2 separate regions of the Homo sapiens genome follow, and region 1 is linked to region 2. A link is a loop called in an ENCODE intact Hi-C map of the cell type or tissue named here. Cell type or tissue: mammary epithelial cell. All regions are shown on one strand. Each heading gives the region's core, and the rest is flanking DNA. Links, peaks and the distances in the headings are about the cores only. Region 1 holds the start of RASSF9 (Ras association domain family member 9). Region 2 has its middle 80 kb from the start of RASSF9.

Region 1 (4,405 bases), core at 208-4,207, 80 kb before region 2:
TTTTATTCCTTTCCACTTCTACTATCTGAGAGACATTAACCCTTTGTGCTTTTTCTTTCAGCTTTATTAAGGTATAATTGTCAAATAAAAATGGAATATATTTAATGTGTACAAACCCTTTTATGTGTAATTCTTATACATCAAAGAGCTTGTCATGAAAAATATTAACAGGGCATTTTGTGTGAGGATTAATGACACCTAAATGAAACTCATTTGTGATAACCTGAAACTCAACACAAGATTATGCTAGTAAAGACATAGTATTGTTTCCTCATTCCCCATTAAAACTCTTTTATTGAAAAATATAGTACACATATGTATATAAATAATGTTACTAAGCATGGAGAACCGAAACTAAAGGAAACAGGGATATTTGCAAATGTGAAATTATTTGCAAATTGACTGCAACAATTATATTAATAAGTAAACAGTATAGCTTTAAGGGATTACATTTTGAAGAACTTAGAATAACTAGGTAAACTTCCATAATAGTTTAAATCATTTCTTGTGAGGTGCTAGTAAAACAAAATCAAGAACGGAAACAGAAATACACCCAAGATTATGTAGCTTATGTTGCATGTGAAGTGCATATATACATAGCATGTAATACATATATATATATACACACACATATATATACTTATGTTTACAAAGATGAAGATGTTTATACAGATGTTTATACATGTATATATGTGTACATATATACATATATATACACAGAACATGTCATTACTATTTTTGGTGTCTTGATTTTCTCTGGAATCACTGACCATATCAAATTAAGATGGGTATGTATTTTTTAGTTATCCTAACTCCCAGGGATATAAAAAGGTAACTAAACTTTAACATTGGCTATTGTAATGTTTTTCACTTCATAATGATTTGGGTGCATATATGGATATAATATATGATTTATTATATAAAATTATAAAGAAAATATTATAAATAATGAAATAGTATAGGACACATGTGTATATGCACATACAGAAACATGAAATATAGATGAATAGAGAAAGATTATGATAATAAATAATGAAAAACATGATTTATCTGAGCACTGCATAAATCAGTGTGTATCAGAATCATGGAAGACCTTGAGATTATTTTTTTGTTTGGTGTTGTTGGGGGTAGGGGATAAACTCCCAAAGTAAGTAGGAGCGATTCATATTCTTTGCCAAGGCTCAGAAAGAACTCACAAGTTTGTTGGCTTTCCTTTCCCTCCCTCCCTCATCGTCTGCCTGGGAAGCCCATGATTAGAAGCCTGGCGGGGTGGAGGGTGGTGGGGTGGTTTTAGGAGGGGCAAAATCCCAGTAAAACACGTCCATGAGAAAGCTCTCCTGGCCCTTGCCCCTAAATAGTGCTTTCCCATGAGTGCCAGGTACCTGGTGGGAGCTGCGCTGGGCCTCCCACAGGCACCCGAACTCTCCCATCTCCATTCCTCTGCCCTGCTTCTGGATTCGAGCTCTCCTGGGACCAGATGAAGCCCTCCCTCCCTTAGACTTCCACTTCACATTTCGAGCTCCAGCAGATCCCCTCGGTGTGTCTTCTTTACTCCTTGAGGGGCAGGAGCAGTTTGCTTTTCCTCTGAAATTCCCAGGGCTCTAAAGGCCCAGTGAATGTCAAAGATGGGGTAGGGGTCAACATAAACGCCTTGGGAGTCAAACACTAAACTCCAGCTGGTTCCTAGACCAAACTGTGATGCATCAGCCCTGGAGCCCTGTGGTCCTTCAGGTCCTTCGACTTTTGCAAGATGAACTTGAGAGTGTGGAGCAGGGGCCTGGAAGAAACTCTTAAGACCGTGAACTCAGGGACTTAACAATTCTAAGTGGTCTGTGAGTCCACCTTGATCCGGTTTCCAGCTTCCCTCTCCCTAATATATTTTAAAGTCCTGACACCCTGGCAGGGGATCTGGGGTCGAATGAGTTGGCAAAGAGAGTTCTCAGCAATCCCTCATGCTTGCCATGATCAGATGACTTTTCACAGACTGGAGCTGACCAGGAGTTGGGGGATATTTACTTTTAATCCTTTTATGTGTGTTCAGTACACCTTGTGTGGTTGGGTGTGGAAAGCGGGGGAGGGGGGATTTCCAGATCGAGTGAAACTCCCGTTCCATTGGTATTACCATGCTTGTGGGGTTGGCAGTTCTTTAAGTCTGCAAATAACTACAGAACACAATAGAGTCCTCCTCCCTTCCTCTCTCTCTCTTTCTTTTTTTTTTTTCTTTTCCTGCTTCCAAACGCCTTCTTCGAGGCTGAAGCTGGGCAGGTCTCCAGAGGTGCAGCAGCCACAACAATCCCGCAGTTCAAAGTTAAGCAGCAGTTGCACAACTTCCAGCAACTTTCTCAGCCGGCTACTAATGAGCTGAAAGCCAGGAACATCCGAGGAGAAGAGAAAGCTTCCAGCCCTCCTCCCTTCACCCTGGAAATCCAGACACCCCCACCCCCACCCTCAGATCACTTTAAGATAATTTCTTTATTCGTTTGCCCGACAGACCATGGCTCCCTTTGGAAGAAACTTGCTAAAGACTCGGCATAAAAACAGGTAAAGTCAAGCGTGTGAGTAAGTGTGTGTGTGTCTCTGTGTGTGTGTGTGTCTTGTGTGTGTACTCTGGACCCTACCTGTGAAAGTATGTGTTTTGTGGTTGTTAGATTCTGATAAAAAAAGGCTTCGTGGGGACACAGTCCTAGCCTAAGGAGTTAGGCTAGTATGAATACCTAGATAGTAAGGATATTCTCCCAGTATTGATGATGGGAGTGACCAGCTCAAGGATCGCAGAGAATAAAGAGTGATTATATTTGACTCCTTTCTCCCCTTTTGACCAGTCCTGTTTCCACAACTAGCAACATAAACAGTTTCTTTTTTTGTTGCCCTGGGCATTTGAGGGTAGTACAATAAAAAGTGTCATTTTGTTTCAACAGAACTTTAGAATATTGTAGAAATAATTAAAACTTTGATAAAGATGTAACTAGTATTTATAGCCACTAAGTAGGATGAAAAATAAAACTGCTGATACAATTCAGAAACAATGCTTTGGCTCCCCTGAGAGTGAGGCATTCCTGAAACCTGGAATGTTCCCAAAGTGGAAACACTCTGGAGAGAAACTTTGTTTGAATTGATTCTTTAAAAAATCTTTGAGAATTTTAGGTAGTTTTAAGCACTAAAGAAGGATTCAAGCAGCTATCCTCTCTAATCCTTATTATTACTGTTTTACTTTGATTTGATTTGATATTTCAAGCTTGAAATGCCCATAGTATAAATAAGTTACTCAAAACACACATACACACACGTATTTTTCTAGGGACAGTATGTCTGTCTTAGTCTTATTAAATATTTTATTTACACATCAAATGTTACGTTTTCATGCCAAAAACTTGAGAATAAATTTAGACATGGGCTATATTTTTTTAAAAATATATTTATTTTGGCATAGGGGATTGTCCACCACTTTTCTCTCAATCATGCCTGTTTGTACTTGTCATAATTTGCTCAGTGCAGATTCAAAAGGATACAATTACATGGTAGGAAATGATATAATTATTTTAAAGTGTCTACATGACAATATAGAGTAATACAACTTTAAAGTAAATCTCCATACTTTATTTTGCGCACACATGTCTACTTTGAAAATCCTGTTTTTAACTCATTCCAAATGTATTCATGATTTAGGTGACAAAATTTCCTTTAGAAAGTAAATGGCCTTAATAAATACTGTAAAAGTTTCTAAGTAAGCTTTATTTTCTAATAATTTGACAATATTTCACAAATATGCTATTTATGGTAATTAAAGATAATGAAACTATATTAAAATAAAGTGGTTTGAGTATTTAAAATTTGTGTTTTGATGGTGACAATGCATTTTAAAATATTCTAGAATATTCCAGAAAAGCCTCCCCCAAGCCAAAAATAAAAATACTCTGTTTTTTAAATGATATTTTTGTAGTGGTATTTTTGTAGTATTATTTTGGCATTTGTTTAAATGTCATCAAATGTATAAAAATACTCTGGAAAACTTTATGGTTTCATAAATCAAGTTGTGTTTCTGGCATACTATCCCTGTAGTCAGGGCTTTCTGTTTGTTTGTTTGAGGTTTTTTTGTTTTGCTTTAGCAATTTGAGATTTCTGTCATTGGTATGCCAAATACAGGGCAATAAAACTTTGCATGCGCCCCTGAGTTTCCCTCAGGGAAGTGCATTCTTCAATTTCATTACATCAGTTCTGCCACTCTACTATCTACTCTACCTATAAAACTAGCTTTCTTTCGAGGAGGTGAGTATGCAAACATTTTTTAAAAGTTTTCTATGCAAAATTATGAAAAGGTGAAAATAAAAATAAAAAAGAGAGTTTAATAGTGTTGAATTTCAAGTTTCTCAGAAAATGGAATGGCTCCTGAAGATGATGCTTTGTT
Region 2 (4,405 bases), core at 81-4,080:
GATGGGATTGGAAAATTATTAGAAATATTATTTATGGTATCTGAAAAATACATCAAGTGGTTAATATGAAAAGTGGATAATGTTTGGGAAACTTAGTAAATGTATCAGGGAGGCTGGGCACGGTGGCTCACGCCTGTAATCCCAACACTTTGGGAGGCCAAGGTGGGTGGATCACGAGGTCAGGAGTTCAAGACTAGCCGGGCCAAGATGGTGAAACCCTGTCTCTACTAAAAATACAAAAATTAGCTGGGAGAGGTGGCACACACCTATAATCCCAGCTACTCTGGAGGCTGAGACAGGAGAATTGCTTGAACCCAGGAGGCAGAGATAGCAGTGAGCCGAGATTGCGCCACTACAATCCAGCCTGGGTGACAGAGCAAGGCTCCATCTCAAAAAAAAAAAAAAAAAAGTATCAGGGAATACAAAGGTGGCTACAGAAGGGTAGTTAGGCAGCATGTTGAAGCAAGGCAATGAAAACATGAGGAGTGGCCGTTAATGACAGGTAGGGCAGGGTGAAATAATGAGGTATAAGCTATTCTCCAATTTCTTTGGACATATGCAAGAGGCATATAGGTCATTAGACTGCAATTCTAATTAAATATAGGCCGTAGTATATTGCTTCGTTTTGTTTTAAATCATTCATAAATTTAAGAATAAATAAAATAAAGATAATGAATTAGAGAAGATAAAAAGATATTCTTAAGTTAAGAAAGCAAGAGAAATTAAGGAGTGGGTAAAAGCAAAAGTAATTTAGGATAAACAATTTGTTAGATTCTAATGAAATAAAAGAAATTACACTTTTAATATGACTTATTTGCTCTGTGTATTAAATGTCACATTAATTTTAAAGATTCTTTAAATATTGCTATTAACATTTATTAATCATTAGGAGCATTGTGTTCAAGTTTTTTTTAAACTGTTAGAATAGCAAATAGTTTGAGTTTTTATTTTTGTTTTTATATTTAAAGTCATGTAGCAAAGGGAAAACAGGAGATAAAAATATAGATGAAGCCATACAAATAATTACCTATCAACTTCAGATTGCATAAATATAATGAAAAAAAGGTTTGTTTTCTTTCTTTATGACATAAAAGGAAATAAAGGATATATAAACAATAATGTAGTCACATAATTTTTTAATGCCACAACATTAGAAAATATAATTTCATTATTAAAAGTAGAGTAAAATTCTGTCTTTGAAAATAAATGTGTAATCTTAACCAAATAATTTGATACCATTTAATTGTTGCTAAGTTTCTTTGAAATTCCTAGAATATTCTATGTCTATAGTAAATCAAAATTCCAATCCCTAGGCACAGAAGAAAGATGATTCTTGACTATGTGTCTCCTTGATTACCAAAGCAGAGGAACCTTCTAATCACAGTGCATTCCCACATACATTGTAACCAGGAAGACATATTTTATACATACCCAGTGTAAATGTTAGAAAAGTTCTAAGAAATCAAAGACCACATTTTATTTTATCATGTGTCATCAGCGTCTACCATAATATCTGTATTAGTTCATTCTCGCACTGCTATAAAGAAATACCTGAAACTGGGCAATTGATAAAACAAAGAGGTTTAATTGGCTCACAGTTCTGCAGGCTGTATAGAAAGCATGACAAGGAGGGCCTCGAGAAACTTACAATCATGTTAGAAGGTGAGGGGAAAGCAGGCATGTCTTCACATGACCAGAGCAGGAGGGAGAGAGAGTGAAGTGGGAGGTGTTACACTCTTTTAAACAACAAGATCTGCTAAGAACTCATTAGCTATTATCTGTCATGAGAACAGCAAGGAGAAATCCACCCCCCATGATCCAATCACCTCCCACCAGGCCCCTCTCCAATTAAGGATTACAATTCAACATGAGATTTGTGTGGAGACACAAATCCAAACCACATTATTCCACCCCTTGCCCCTCCCAAATCTCGTGTCCTTCTCATACTTCAAAATACAATCATGCCTTCCCAATAGTCCCCTAAAGTCATAACTCATTCCAGCATTAACTCAAAAGCCCAAGATCCAAAGTCTCATCTGAAACAAAGCAAATCTCTTCCACCTATGAGCCTGTAAAACTAAAAAACAAAACAAAACAAAAAAACAAAAAACAAAAAAGTTAGATACTTTCAAGATACAATGAGGATATAGGCATTGGGTAAATATTCCCATTTCAAATGGGAGAAATTGCTCAAAACAAAGGGGGCAGAGGTACCATGCAAGTCCAAAACCCAGTGAGGCAATCATTAAATATTAAAGCTCTGAAATCATCTTCTTTGATTCCATGTCTCATATCCAGGGCATGCTGATGCAAGTGTTGGGCTCCCAAGGCCTTGGGAAACTCCACCCTGTGGCTCTGCAGGGTACAGCCTTGGTTGCTGCTTTCATGGGCTGGTATTGAGTCCCTGTGGATATTCTAGGTGTACAGTTGAAGCTGTCAGTGGATCTACAATTCTGGGGTCTGTAGGATGGTTACCCTCTTCTCCCAGCTCCACCAGGCAGTGCCCCAGTGGGGACTCTGAGTGGGGACTCCAACCCCAGATTTCCCCTCTGCATGGCCCTAGTAGAGGTTCTCCATGAGGGCTCTGCCTCTGTGGGAGACTTCTGCATGGACATCCGGGCTTTTCCAGACATCTTCTGAAATCTAGGTGGAGGATCCCACCTAGATTTTTACACACTGTGCACCCACAGGCTTAACACAACATTGAAGCTACCAAGGCTTACAGCTTGCACTCTCCCTCTGAAGCAATGGCCCTATCTGTACTTTGGGCCCTTTTAGCCATGAGTGGGGCTAGAGTGGCCCTGATGCAGAGTGCTAAGTCCTGAGGCTGCACAGAGCAGCAAGGCCCTGAGTCTGGCCCACAAAACCATTCTTCTGTCCTAGGCCTCCAGGCCTGTGATGGGAGGGGCTGCCAGGAAGGTATCTGAAATGCCTTTGAGGTGTTTTCTCCATTATCTTGGCTAGCAACATTTGCCTCCTCTTTACTTATGCAAATTTCTGCAGCCAGCTTGAATTCCTCCCCAGAAAATGGGATTTTCTTTTCTACCACATGGCCAGGCTGCAAATTTTCCAAACTTTTACACGTTGCTTCCCTATTTAAATGTAAGTTCCAGTTTTATGTCTTTTTTTTTGCTCACAAATATGAACATAGGCTGCTAGAAGCAGCAATGCCACATCTTGAACATTTTGCTGCTTAGGAATATCTTCTGCCAGATATGCTAAATCATCACTCTAAAGTTCAAAGTTTCACAGATCACTAGGGCAAGGGCACAATGGCTCCAACCTTTTTGCTAATGCATAACAAAAGTAAACTTTGCTCTAGTACTCAATAAGTTCCTTGCCTCCATCTCAGACCTCCTCATCTTTGCCTTCTCTGTCCATATCACTATCAACAGTTTGGCCAAAATCATTTGACAGGTCTCTGGGACCTGTCCAAACTTTCCTTTGTCTTCCTCTCTTCTGAGCCCTCCAAACTATTCCAACCTCTGCCTGTTACCCAGTTCCAAAGCAGCTTTCAGATTTTCAGGTATTGTTACAGCAATGCCCTACTCTCAGTATCAATTTTCTGTATAGTCCTTTCTCACACTACTATAAAAAAATACCTGAAAGTGGGTAATTTATAAATAAAAGAGTTTTAATTGGCTTATGGTTTCACAGGCTGTGTGGGAAGCATGGTTGGGAAGGTCTGAGGAAACTTATAATCATAGTGGAAGGTGAAGGGGAAGCAGGCACATCTTCATATGGCCAGAGCAGGAGAAAGAGACCATGAAGGGGGAGGTGTTACACACTTTGAAGCAACCAGATCTGGTGAGATCTCATTCACTTTCATGAGAATGGCAGGTGGAAAATCTGCCCCATCATCCAATCACCTCCCATCAGGTCCCTTCTCCAACACTGGGGATTACAATTCAACATGAGACTTGGGTGGGGACACAAATCCAAACACATCAATAACTAAAATTAAAAAATTCATGGAATGAATAAATAAATAAATAAGTTCAAATAATTTACAGGTTTCCTCCTTACTTCTTGTTTGCCCTTATCTCAGAATTATCATAACTACATAACTGCAAATTTTACTGGTAAATCCCATACTTCTTCAGTTTTAAACAAGATATATTTCCATTTGATGTATCAATGTGAGAAATAAAGAAAGAAAAAGTTTAAAATTATTTCATGAGAAAGAAGGAATTTTGATGCCACCATGATAAATGGGAACATCAAATATTGGCAAAAAATACCGTTCTGATTATTTTTATACAACAAAAGTTTTAGCAAAATAAATATATTGAAATTTCAATAATTTTTACCTTTTACAAACCTTTCCAATAGCAAATGAGGGGTTTTTAAAAATTTAATTTGGGGTTTCAAAAAACTTTAATTTTCTAATCTGTAATTGAAATGC

Evidence for each region. Hi-C counts contacts between places; a loop is a spot of excess contacts. Peaks named below come from ENCODE experiments on the same cell type or tissue, not always from the same donor. Only the 100,000 strongest peaks of a DNase experiment are listed, where the experiment ranks them.
Region 1: a loop joins it to region 2, with 9 times the contacts of the local background. A loop is called at or near these places in 1 of 110 quality-filtered maps.

The regions. Positions count from the first base shown.
Region 1 is chr12:85,834,291-85,838,695 of GRCh38, reverse strand. It overlaps RASSF9 (Ras association domain family member 9), which reads left to right and starts at 2,287. Exons shown (of 2, transcript NM_005447.4): 1 at 2,287-2,541. The coding sequence starts at 2,495. In mammary epithelial cell, for the core only: no CTCF peak of the experiment used is centred there; a DNase peak (open chromatin) is centred at 2,215; H3K4me3 peaks cover 2,316 bases; H3K27ac peaks cover 2,597 bases.
Region 2 is chr12:85,753,892-85,758,296 of GRCh38, reverse strand. No RefSeq gene overlaps it. Among named protein-coding and RNA genes, the nearest start is that of RASSF9, 80 kb to the left of the region's middle. In mammary epithelial cell, for the core only: a CTCF peak has its summit at 2,347; a DNase peak (open chromatin) is centred at 2,326; H3K27ac peaks cover 981 bases.